Regions from separate parts of the Homo sapiens genome. Here region 1 is linked to region 2. Evidence: chromatin contacts called from ENCODE Hi-C or POLR2A ChIA-PET data. All regions are on one chromosome and are shown on one strand. Each heading gives the region's core, a stretch centred on a gene start or an enhancer-like site at or near the end of the contact. The rest is flanking DNA. Distances are from core to core; before and after follow the strand shown.

The links. A loop is a pair of places that touch in the nucleus more often than their neighbours do. ChIA-PET counts read pairs that join two places held with the same protein, here RNA polymerase II (POLR2A). Pooled maps may share reads with other maps.
Region 1: a map of CD4-positive, alpha-beta T cell shows a loop between it and region 2 (2.2-fold over the local background). The contact joins the promoter of POLD2 here to the promoter of MRPS24 in region 2. A Hi-C loop is called at or near these places in 3 of 168 maps with a recorded cell type or tissue (CD4-positive, alpha-beta T cell, CD4-positive, alpha-beta memory T cell and transverse colon) and 10 of 50 pooled maps. POLR2A ChIA-PET finds 5 or more read pairs at or near these places in 1 of 52 experiments (CD4-positive, alpha-beta memory T cell).

Annotation. Positions count from the first base shown.
Region 1 is chr7:44,120,088-44,125,980 of GRCh38, forward strand. POLD2 (DNA polymerase delta 2, accessory subunit) reads right to left here and starts at 3,461. Exons shown (of 11, transcript NM_006230.4): 1 at 3,424-3,461; 2 at 1,747-2,022. The coding sequence starts at 1,966. It also overlaps the pseudogene RNA5SP230. RefSeq lists a silencer at 3,147-3,856 and enhancers at 3,643-4,547, 4,067-4,126.
Region 2 is chr7:43,867,871-43,873,226 of GRCh38, forward strand. It overlaps MRPS24 (mitochondrial ribosomal protein S24), which reads right to left and starts at 1,647. Exons shown (of 4, transcript NM_032014.3): 1 at 1,587-1,647; 2 at 1,438-1,506; 3 at 1,093-1,204. The coding sequence starts at 1,625. URGCP-MRPS24 (URGCP-MRPS24 readthrough) reads right to left here. Exons shown (of 7, transcript NM_001204871.2): 5 at 1,438-1,506; 6 at 1,093-1,204. The coding sequence ends at 1,116. It overlaps LOC124901620 (a long non-coding RNA gene), which reads left to right and starts at 1,776. Exons shown (of 2, transcript XR_007060296.1): 1 at 1,776-2,964; 2 at 3,078-3,772. RefSeq lists silencers at 1,359-1,418, 1,719-1,778, 4,046-4,221 and an enhancer at 2,009-2,128.

The DNA of each region.
Region 1 (5,893 bases), core at 2,211-4,710, 250 kb after region 2:
GATGCACAGGCCACATGGAGAAGCCACATGTAGGTATTCAGGGTGGGGGCCAGCACCAACCACCAGGCCTGTGAGCGAGTGCTACTGCTGCCCCGCTGCTATCAACACATTCACTGTGGCAGCTGTTTGGTTTCCTGACCAGTCTGTGAGCACAGTGAAATCGCTATCGTCCATCACTGGGGAGCTTTTTTGACAGCTCCAATAACTGGAAGAGAAATGTGCGACCAGAGGAGGTGCTGCCGGAAAGAATCTAGAAGGTGGCATTGACATTGGGCCCAAGTAGTAACTGAGCTCTGAAAGGAGCCAAGGAAGGTGTCCCGAGGGCTGAAAGGAAAGTGAGGAAAAGCTACCGGAGCCGCAGGAGGGAGCCCCTGATTATGTGGGAGAGGAGAGGTGAACAGCACTTTGTCTCAGGTAAACAAAACAGAAAACATCCTGATATGATTTGGCTCTGTGTCCCCACCCACATCTCATCTGGAATTATAATCCACACGGTGTTGACGGAGGGACCTGGTGGGAGGTGACTGGATTGTGGGGGTGGATTTCCCCCATGCTGTTCTTGTGATGGTGAGTGAGATCAAGCCATCATGCGATCTGATGGTTTAAAAATGGTTGGCAGTTCCCCTTGCTCTCTCTCTCCTGCTATCATGTAAAAGAGCCTTGCTTTCCCTTCACCTTCTGCCATGATTGTTAAGTTTCCTGAGGCCTCCCCAGCCATGAGGAACTGTGAGTCAATTAAACCTCTTTTCTTTATAAATTACCCTATCTCAGGTAGTTTTTTATAGCAATGTGAAAATGGACTAATACATATCCCTAATGAATTTGAGGTTCTAGCTAGATTTCTAGGCCCAGGGTTCTCCTGCCTGCCTATAACGAGAATTGATCTTGGCTTGGCATGGGATGAGATGGGCTTCTCAAAGCTCCCCAGGGGATTCCAATGTGCAACTAGGGCTGAGATCCATTTTGCCTGGTGCCAAGGACAGTAAAAATGAGTAAGACCTGGTCTCACCTACTAAATCCTCAGTTTAAAAATATAATAGGAGATGGATTTGAAAATTACCTGGAAAGCCACTCTTATGTAAGTGGTAGGAATGGGGGAATGCAGCAGCACCTAAAACTCAAATAAACTCAAAGGGGGAGATGGGGGTCCCTGCTTCACCACCAAGAGTAATCCAACTGCAGGAGAGATCACCAGGGAAGAAATGGGGGCAAAGAACAAGGGTTGTGTTGGGCAGGCCACTTTATTAGGAAAGACAGAGGGCCCAAGGGACAGGAAAATTCATGGCCAGCAAATATGGGGGCCAGGAGGAGAGGCAAACAGACATGAGTGAACAGAGGGGGTCCCCTCGAGACCAGAGAGTGCATCCTCACCAGTCTTGGCTCCTGGTGCCTGGCGCCAGGCTTGCCACACTGAGGGGCTCTCTGGCTACAGCACAGGCAAATACCTGAATAATCTGCACTGAAGATAGGAAAACCATTTTCCTCTGCCAGTGAAGTAATCGCCATCACCGCCAGAACTAAGTCCTCATCTCCAACCAGCCTCTGAACTAAAACTAACTCCAAACCCACAAATTACTTAATTTAATCCTTGTTACTATCTTAAGAAGAAACTGAGGGAAAAAGAGGTTAATTTTCCCAAGGTAACAGGAAGTGGGATCAATTAGATAAACTGTTCCCATTCTCTTGCAGAACACTTCTAAGTTCAGGGATGCTGTGGGGGAAGCACCTTCCCAAACTCTCACTTACCCCAGTGCTGCTGGGCCCGGTTCTCCAGGAAGGGTCTCATTTGGATGAGGCGGGTGGCATAAATGTGGGCATACTGCCGGCTAAAGCTGCGCTCTCCTAGCCGGAAGGGTTGTGAGGAGTTGGTGTAGGTTGCCACTGGCACCCGGGCAAAGGTGGCATTGTTGGCTGATGGTGGGGACAGTAGAGTGTGGGCCCTCTGGGCAGCCTGCTCAGAAAACATGGCCACACTCCTGACTTGCTTGGTCCACACAGCTTCGCCCAGGCCAAGGAGGTTCACTGCGAAAACACAAAGGCATTCCTGCTGCCCCTGTCCATCCCCCAAAGCAGCAGCTCTCCTGGTGTCTCACTGCACCCAAAGGATACTGGGAAAAGAAGGAGAACAGCTGTAGTTGACACCAGACATTGTGTCCACTTGGAAATTTATCGTGCCTGGATACCGATGTCTCACCCTGTAGCGGTCATCCAAAAAGAGAAAAGGAAAGCTAGGAGTGTTTGTCCCATCTGGAGTTCTTCCCGAACCCTAGACTCAGGTGTCCTGTTCCATCTGGACAACTACCAGGGTCTCAATCAAGTTCAGTTTGCCCCAAATGGAATTCCCGATCTGCCTCCATCCAGCTCTCCGGCACCTGTCTCATTTCCAGACAAGAGGTCTGCCTTATTAAATAAAACTTCTGTGAAATAATAAGCCTATTATTAAATAATAATAGAACTAAACCAAAACCAAAACATAAATCAGTCACTGCTCTGTTCAAAACTCTCCAAAGTGTCCTCATTTCATTGAATAAGGCCCCAAGTCCTTACAACTGCCTATGAGATCTGCTCCACTGGTCCTCTCCCCTCCTGGTTCCCACTCCTCCACCTTGGATCCCTCCCCACAGCAAGGGGCCTCTGAACTCTTGCTTGCCCCTCTCCCGTATACTTATAGAGCTCACTTGCCCATCTCCTTCAAGTTCTTACATCTTTACTCAAATGTTACCTTGTGCCCTGCCCATCTGATTTACAACTGCAACTCTCCCCAGTACTTCAACTGTTATTGTTGTTTACAACATTTACCTTCTAACAAACTGTATATTTTAAATGTATTGTCTGCCTGCTCCAACTAGACCATAAGCTCCAGGAGAGCTGAGATTTTTGTGTCTTATGCCACTAGCCACCTAGGGCTACGAAGTACAGGAGATGTGGTGAGTCCAACTGTGATGTTTGGGTTGGACACACAATGGATTTCTAAGAATAGTACAAAGAATATCCCAATAATTTTTTCACATACAATTGAAATAATAGTTTGAATATATTTATGGATTTACTCCAATTGATTTGTTTCGTTTTACTTTTTTCGTACACCTACTAGAAAGTTAAAAAATTCCCTAGCGGCTTGCAATCTATCTCCACGGGACAGCACTGGCCTGGGACACAGGCTCCGCACACGTGTCTAACGAGTGACTCGTTAGGAGCTTTTGGCTCGAACGTGCTTGATGGCGGCAGCAGCCAGGCCGCGCTACTCGGGATGGGGCCGAGAGCGCCCTGGGGGCTGTCCCAGTCACGGCGGGTGCCCCGGCTCGGATCCACGCGGCAGCTGCGGGACGTCCGCCAAGACACCAGCCCACCGACCCAGGAGCCCGGCCTCGCGGCCTGGAACTGCCACCCCCAGCTGACCCCGTTTCCCTGGACCCCACTCACCGCGCGGCGCGCCGCATCCCGCCAATCCCCGCGCGCCTGCCCCGCCCATCGCCGCAACTCGCTAATCCCCGCGCGGCTTCCCCGCCCATCGCCTAATCTCACCAATCGCTGCCCTCCTCGCCCCGTCCGTCACCAGGCGCCTCATCCCGCCGACCACTGTGCGCCCAGTCCCTGGGACGCCCAGAGAACGCGGAGCCACACCCTCGGTTTCCTGGGCAACGCGGGGCGGGGGCTCGCAGGCCGGCGCCGCGGGTCTTTGGTTGGCGGCCGCGCGTGCAGGGGTTGGGCTGACGGGGGGTGTCGGCCTCCAGTGGGCTGACCGCGTCACCCCGTCAGGCCCTGCCCAAACCTCCCAGTGGTCGTCACCCCGCCAGACCTCCCAGTGGTCGGCCGCCAGCCTCCTTGGTGAAGCCCCCAGCGTCCCAGCTTTCCCCGCAGAGCTGCCCACTTGTAGCGATGGCGACACGCGAGGAGGATCCCAACAGAAAGAAGGCCCAAGGCCCACTAACTTGGCCGGGGAGAAGTAACTCTTCCTGAAGGGATGGCGCGGGGTCTCGGGGTTCCTCCCGTCCTGCCAGCGTCTGCGTCCGGGAAACGCATTGGCGGTTTCGGGGTCCTCCCTAGCTTGCCCACAGCTGCACACCAGCTTCCAGCCCAACACTCCCCAATCTCCAGTGTCCTCGTTGTCCCCGTTACTCATACTCGTTCTTACCACCACGTCTTTCTGAGTGCTGTCTCCCACTTTGGGAATACTTTTTTTTTTTTTTTTCCATCTCCACTAATTTATAGAATTCCTCACCCCATCAAGAGACGCTTCCCCACTAAGCTTCCCGGGCTCTTCCCGCCGCGCGCTGATTCTCCCAGGCGTCCTCTAGCGCTACTGTTCTGCTACTTCCCTGGGCCTGTTTCCTAAGTCCAGGTCTTGTCTCCACAACGAGTGGATATTAACACTCGTTAATTATTACTTAATATTTTAATTTTTGTTTTTGTTTGTTTGTTTGAGGCAGCGTCTTGCTCTGTGGCCCAGGCTGGAGTGCAGTGGTGCGATCTCGGCTCACTGCAGCCTCGAACTCCCAGGCTCCAGTGATTCTCCCGCCTCAGCCTCCCGAGTAGCTGGGACAACAGGCGCGCAGCACCACGCCTGGCTACTTTAAGTTTGTGTGTGTGTGTGTGTGTGTGCGTGTGTGTGTAGAGACAGGGTCTCCCAATGGTGCCCAGGCTAGTGTGGAACTCCTGGGCTCAAGTGATCCTCCCACCTCAGCCTCCCAAAGTGCTGGGATTACAGGCATGAGCCACCACGCCCAGCCTTATATTTTAATTTAAAATGTGATATTTTAATTATTAAACGCCTTTGCAACTGCTTTGAGGTTATGACACATTAATTCATCTGCTCCTCAAATAATCCTTTGGGTCAGACACAGTGGTTCACGCCTGTATCCCAACACTTTGGGAGGCCGAGGTGGGAGGATCGCTTAAGCCCAGGAGGCTGAGGTTGCAGTGACCTAAGATTGCACCACTGCACTTCAGCCTGAGCGACAGAGCCAGACGCTGTCTCAAAGCAAGCAAACAAACAAAAAACCTTTGAAGCATGAACTATTATTTTTCTCCCACTTTACACATGAGGAAATTGAGGCAGGGAGGGCAAGAGAGATCATGTAGCTAGTGAGTAATAGCTGGGATTCACACAGAGACAGCAGGACTCTTGCTGGTAAGGTTGTACTGTTCTGAGCCTTCACCTGAAACATTGTACATGTATTGGGCAAACAAATAATTTTACTTTTTCCTTTCCAATTCAGATGCTTTTTATTTCTTTTTTCTTACCTGATTACTCTGGCTAGAACTTCCCATACTATGTTGAGTAGAAGTGGTGAAAGTGGGCATCTTTGTCTTATTCCGGATCTTAAAGGGGAAGCTTTCAGTCTTTAGCATTAAATATGTTGCTAGCTGTGAGTTTGGGGATTTGGCCTATGGATTTTATTATTTGAGGTAGTTTCCTCCTATTCTTAGTTTGTTGAGCTTTTTCTTCTTTCAAAAGAGTGTTGAATTTTGTCAAATACTTTTTTGACATCAATTGAGATGACCGTGTGGGTTTTTTTTCTGTTAATGTGGTCTATTACATTTATTGATTTTTATGTTGAACCATTCTAGCATTTCAGGAACAAATTCCACTTGGTGGAATTACAAACCAAAGTTACAATAATACTAGCTTTTAATGTATTCTCTTTTATATAATTAATTTTACTTTAATTGCACCTGAATTTTCCTTTAGCATAGACCGTTATTTCTCCCCTCCAAGTACTAACCAGGCCCAACTCTGCTTAGCTTCTGAGATTGGACACATTCAGGGTGGTACGGCCATAGATGAGATCTTTATTCGTTTATTCGGCTTTTTTTTTTGAGACAGGGTATCACTCTGTCACCCAGGCTGGAGTGCGGTGGCACAATCTCGGCTCACTGCAACCTCCGCCTC
Region 2 (5,356 bases), core at 397-2,896:
ATCCAAGAACCCCTGTACTAAACAAAGCACAGTTGGTTATCAATTGTTCACAATAGTTATATTCTATAAAGTCACTGCCAACACTGACTTAGTGAATACTGAACCATTGCTCCTAGGTGAAATACAGGGTTAGATTCCTTTCAGCCTCTGGGCACCGTATTTTTGTTAACAAATCAATACATAACCTAGTTTCCTTTGTGTTTCTGTTTAAAGACACCTTGTTTAATATATATGGTAGATTCACTAACATTGAATTCAGGGCCAAGAGCAACTCATGACTGAAGAAAGATTCTCTAATACATGTATGTTCTCCCTAAGGCACGTCACAGCCTTCTCCCGCTTAGGAACACTAGATAGCACTTCAGCATTGCAAGGCCATTTTAAACAGCAAAATCACTAACAAAAAGCACGAAAATGCAAATTAAAAAAAAAAGATTCTAGACCATAAAAAGGACACCTTTTACAGTACGAGAGCTGAAACTAGGCAGAGCCTTGTCGACCTCAGCTCGGGACATGCACCTGGGGTGGCAGCTCCACCCACATCTCAGAGTGACCTTGAGAGTGCCCAGAGTGTTGATTTGGGGCTTACAAATAAATTTTAGTCAGTAGAAGAATCTGAAAATATGGAATTCATGAATAACGAGGGTTGTCTGTATATATTTACAGAGAAAAATTTGTGCTTTAGTGGAAAACTGCATTCCTTAGAGCACACTGTTCAGGGTTATCAGATTCTGCAACGGTTTCACTCCTTTCCTTGACTCTGAGCTATTTTACAGCTCTGTAAATTACAGATAACTGACAGGAATGCAAAATAATTCTTGTCTGTAGACATGCAAATAATTTCTGTTCAGTGGAGGATCAATTGAGTCCCTGCCTGCCATGGAAAAAGTCAGTTTTGCATCCATCTTCAAATTTGTTTCAACATCCTGATCTATATATATCTCTGCTTTTTTATGTCTCCCTTGAGTTGGTTTCATAGATTTCTGACCCTAGCATTATTTCCTGAGTTAAAGAAAACCTGTGACACGTGTTCATTTTGTTTACATGACAGTCGGATTGAGTGCTCCTTTTGGAGGCCTGGGGTCCGCTCACCTGTGTGCAGCGACAGCCAGCCTTTACGGTGGGCGATGTAGTGCGGCGCGTGTGCCTCCTCGTAGGTCACCGGCTTGTCCCCCTTGCTTACGCGTACTCGGGCCGCCCGGTTCTAGGAGCAAAAGGGGCCGTGACTCCACGAGATCCCCGATCCAGACCCCTACTTCGCGCCATGTCCCCCCAGTCAGCTGGCACTGTTCCCCGGCCCCAATCCCCTGATCCCTAAGCCCCGACCCTAGCCCCGCCTCGGACCCCAGCGACACGCCCCCTTCAGCCCGCACGGCTTCCCCGGCCCCCGGCCCCCCGGCCCCCAGGCCCCCAGGCCCCTGCCCCGGCGGTGCTCACCTTGGCGCAGACCGGGGAGGTGTGCAGGGCGCGCCAAGCGCAAGGCAGCTCTCGGCTCCAGGACAGCACCTGTGGAGGGAGGGCGCGTGAGGCGGAAACTAGGGACCCCACCTCCGACTCGCAGGGACCTGCCGAGTCGCCCCACTCACCCGTGGCCCCAGCAACCCGCTGCACACGGAGGCCGCCATCTTGGGCCAAGCGGAGCGCGGGACGTACCACAGCGCGCTGAGGGGTGGGGACGACCGCGGACGAGACCAAGTCGGAGCTCGTACTCTGTACTCTGGCGGGGGCGGGGCAGGGCCTCTGCGGGGCGGGGCCGCGGTATGCTGCTAGCTGTTACTCCCGCCTTCCCCGCAGCCCTGTGAATGCTCAGCCTTGTGAATGCTCATCCCGCCGCTGTTCGCTCTCCCGCGGTTGCTGCTTGCATAGGGTTTCAGATCCGGAAATTTGAGGATGCGAAACGTGAGATTTTCTCTTCGACAACCTCACGCTAGTACGGGTGATGGGTGTGCGGCCCACCGGAGCCCGCCCTGCCCAACCTGCACCCTCGGGGCTCGAAGAGGAGCCAAGCGTTTCCCCAGGTCCTAGTTATGCCTCCAAATAATATTCGTAGAAAAACAAAACAGAAAAACCCTCCAGACTTTTATCCACAAATAAAGAAGAAACATATTTTGGTTAAAACGTCACCCAATTCTTCAAGGATGACTTACGCAGTTATGCAAGAATGGGTTTGCCACATGTGACCACAGTGGTGACTGGCCCCTGAGGAAGGAAAATTTTAAGTACGGGGAAGGGGCCGGAGGGCAAGGAGATTCGTGAGAATATCGCAGGGCCTGTAATGCTGAAACCAGTGCGTCGCCACTATTATTGGTATCCAGTAATTATTAATGTCAAACGGAAAAATAGCAACGCGGGATATTTTATTTTAGAAGTCACCACGGTCATGGAAAAAACACGGGCTCTGGAGTCAGACCCATGTATAACAATCTTTGTACAGTTAAGACTCAGTTCTATTATCTATAAAATGGGCCTTAATAATAGTACTACCTTATAGAGCTATTAGGATCAAGAGAATATTTAATCAATGATGGGTTGTGTTTGGTTGAGTGATGTGAAATTGCCAATGTTTTGGCCGTTCTGGGTCTACATCATTCCCCTTAATGGTACAGTACTTGCATACTGCTGCGGTTTCCTGTCAGGGGGAGGACTGGATTATGATCCATGGGAAGGGGAAATGGAAGAACGGTGGAAATGAGTTGCCCATGACCACACTGAGAAGAGGGAAAGAGGGACCAAGACACAAGTCTCTTGACTTCAGTCCAGCCCATTTCCCATGACCAAGATTCCTCTGATTACATGAAGGTGGGTTCTCAAAAAACCCGTAATAAAAGGACAAGGTCTTCCATGTCCACTTCACCAGAAATGTTTTATTCTTACTTTTTAGGAACTGCGGCCCCCAACTGTTATGCATATTGAATAAAGGGACAGAACAGGGATGAGGTGCCCTCCAATGCATACTTTGCAAATGTAAGAACTTTCAACATTTCCTAAGAAATCCTTTTCAACTGACAATTATTTTTTAAAGTTTTCATAATGTTCAATAATTTTATAATTGTTAAGTTTCATTAATTTGCTCCAAGGTGGTGAGGAACATGGGATGTGGCATCTGAATTGCCTGAGTCCAAATCGTGGACCCAATGCTTCCTGGCTGTGTAATTTGGACAAGTGACTGAACCTTCTGAGCCTCGGTTTCTCTCATCTGTAAACTGGGGACAATAATGGTGGTTGTGAGAAGTACAGTATGATGTGCCTGGCAGAGGGAGAGAGCAGTTGTGGGTTTTGTTGTTGTTTTTAACGAGTCCCTGATAGCCACATATCCCGTTAGGGAGATGAGCCAGCTATTGAGGGTTCTGTGAGAACTCATAGCAACACCACCCTAATCAGAGGAAAGGGGAAGGAGAAAGGGAAACAAGATCCTTGGGCTGATCAGAGGCAGAGGTGGCAATGGCACAACACCTATTGGGGCCCAAGGTGGGCAGGGGCCACACCACGAAGGCTGTGGTTGGGAATCAAGTTTAGCCCATAAAGCAGTAGGCAATCAAATGATCAAATTTATGCTTTCCTCTATTCAAGCCATTCTCCCTTATGCCTGAGATCTCTCTCTGGAATTCCAAACCGATCTAGATCTTTCCAAGCATCACAATGGCCATTTCAGTGGCAGACATTTCTGGGGTTCAAATATCTTGTTATCTATCCTTTATTAGCTTTGTTTATACTGTGATTGGGGGAAAGGGGACGTGTCGGTCTTTACATGATTAAAATTACTTAAAATGACTTTTATACATCAGTATGAATGTTATATTGTTTTAAATAATCAGCAGAAAAATCTGACTGGGGATGTTTTATTTTTCTGTAACTTCCATTTGTTGTTGTTTTGATGCACTTTCCTTCTCCTATTAATTCCATAAAGGAGGCAGTATTTCCAGGCTTCACAGAGCAGAAGATGGAGGCTCACAGACTCACCTGAGGTTACAGAAGTAGTAAATGGTAGCAGGCCTTTTTGCTCCAAAGCATGTGCTCTTTCAGTATCACTTCCTGGGGGTGAGGGTTCAGACCATGTTAGGATCAGGGAATGGCCTGGGTTTCTGTGGCTTGCTGCAGACAGCTCCCAAGTGGCCCTCAAGGACTGCCTGGACATGGAAAGGCCAGGAGCATATGACCCCATGTGAAAGACCCATCTGCACCCTTCCTGGAGCCTAATGCAGAGACAGGGATGTAAAACTGCTTTTTCTCTGACATGAGCCTTTGTTCTGTACATAATAACCAAGAACCAGAAGTTGCTCCTATGCTCTCAAAGCAGTGATTTGCAATTGCATGACAGAGCCCCCTGGGTTCCACACCACCTCTGTGGGGAGAGGGCAGGCACTCACACTTTTAAAATGCCCCTTAGATGATTTCAATTTGCAGTCGGGGCTGAGAACCAGTGTCCTGAACTCACTCAGTTTATTTGGGAGACTCCCAAAATGTGTATTTGCAGAGCCCCCTTTCGGGGAGAGTGCTGTTGGATGCCCCTGGAAGATTATGGCAGCTCTCTAAGGAACATAGCCATAGTCCACGCCCACCACTCTTGGTCACAAGGGCAGAAGAAGGGAGGAGGGGTCTGCTGGGAGGTCAGGACTTCTTTGAGATGATCTGTCCAGTTGGGTGCAGCACAGCCACCATGGGCTCACCCAGAGTGCTCAGGGGATACAGCACTGGCTGGGCCATGGAGAGACACTGTGTAAAAGGGAGCTGTCAGCCCCCTTGTACTTCCAGAGCCTGAAGAGTTTCAGAATCCAGCCTGGGGGCGGTGGGGTGACATCTCCCTTCCTGTTGGCTGCAGGGTGAGCCGATATCACTCCACTCATGGTGGTTCTCTTTACAGCTGACTTATCCTAACTCAGAACTGCTGACACTTTACACTTTGTAAACCTATGGTTTTTACATTATTCCTTGTGATTCTTTTTTTCCTAATAACTCGTTCACTAGGAAAAATCCCAGAGGCTCTCAGCTCTATTCTGAGAAATAGGTCAAACAACTGAAACCCTATGAGTAAAGCAGAGAGGCGTGTCAAACCAGATTGCCAAGACAGCTCAGCCGTTTTCCCTGTGAGCTCCTGCTCCATCCCCCCACCTCTGTTCTCCTTCTGGTGAGGCACAAGGGCTGGGTTTGGTGGGTGAGGTCCCCAGCTATAATTACTGACATCAGCTTTGCGGTCCCAAGGAATCCACTCCCCTGTTATCAGAGCTATGGGCAATTAGAAATGCCCAGTGCCACACCAGAACCCTGGGCTAAAAGTCAGAACCTGAAGAAGCCAAACTGGTGCTTAGGATAGAGGGGGTGCGGACTCAAGAAAGAGAAGACCGAGGGATGGGCTCAT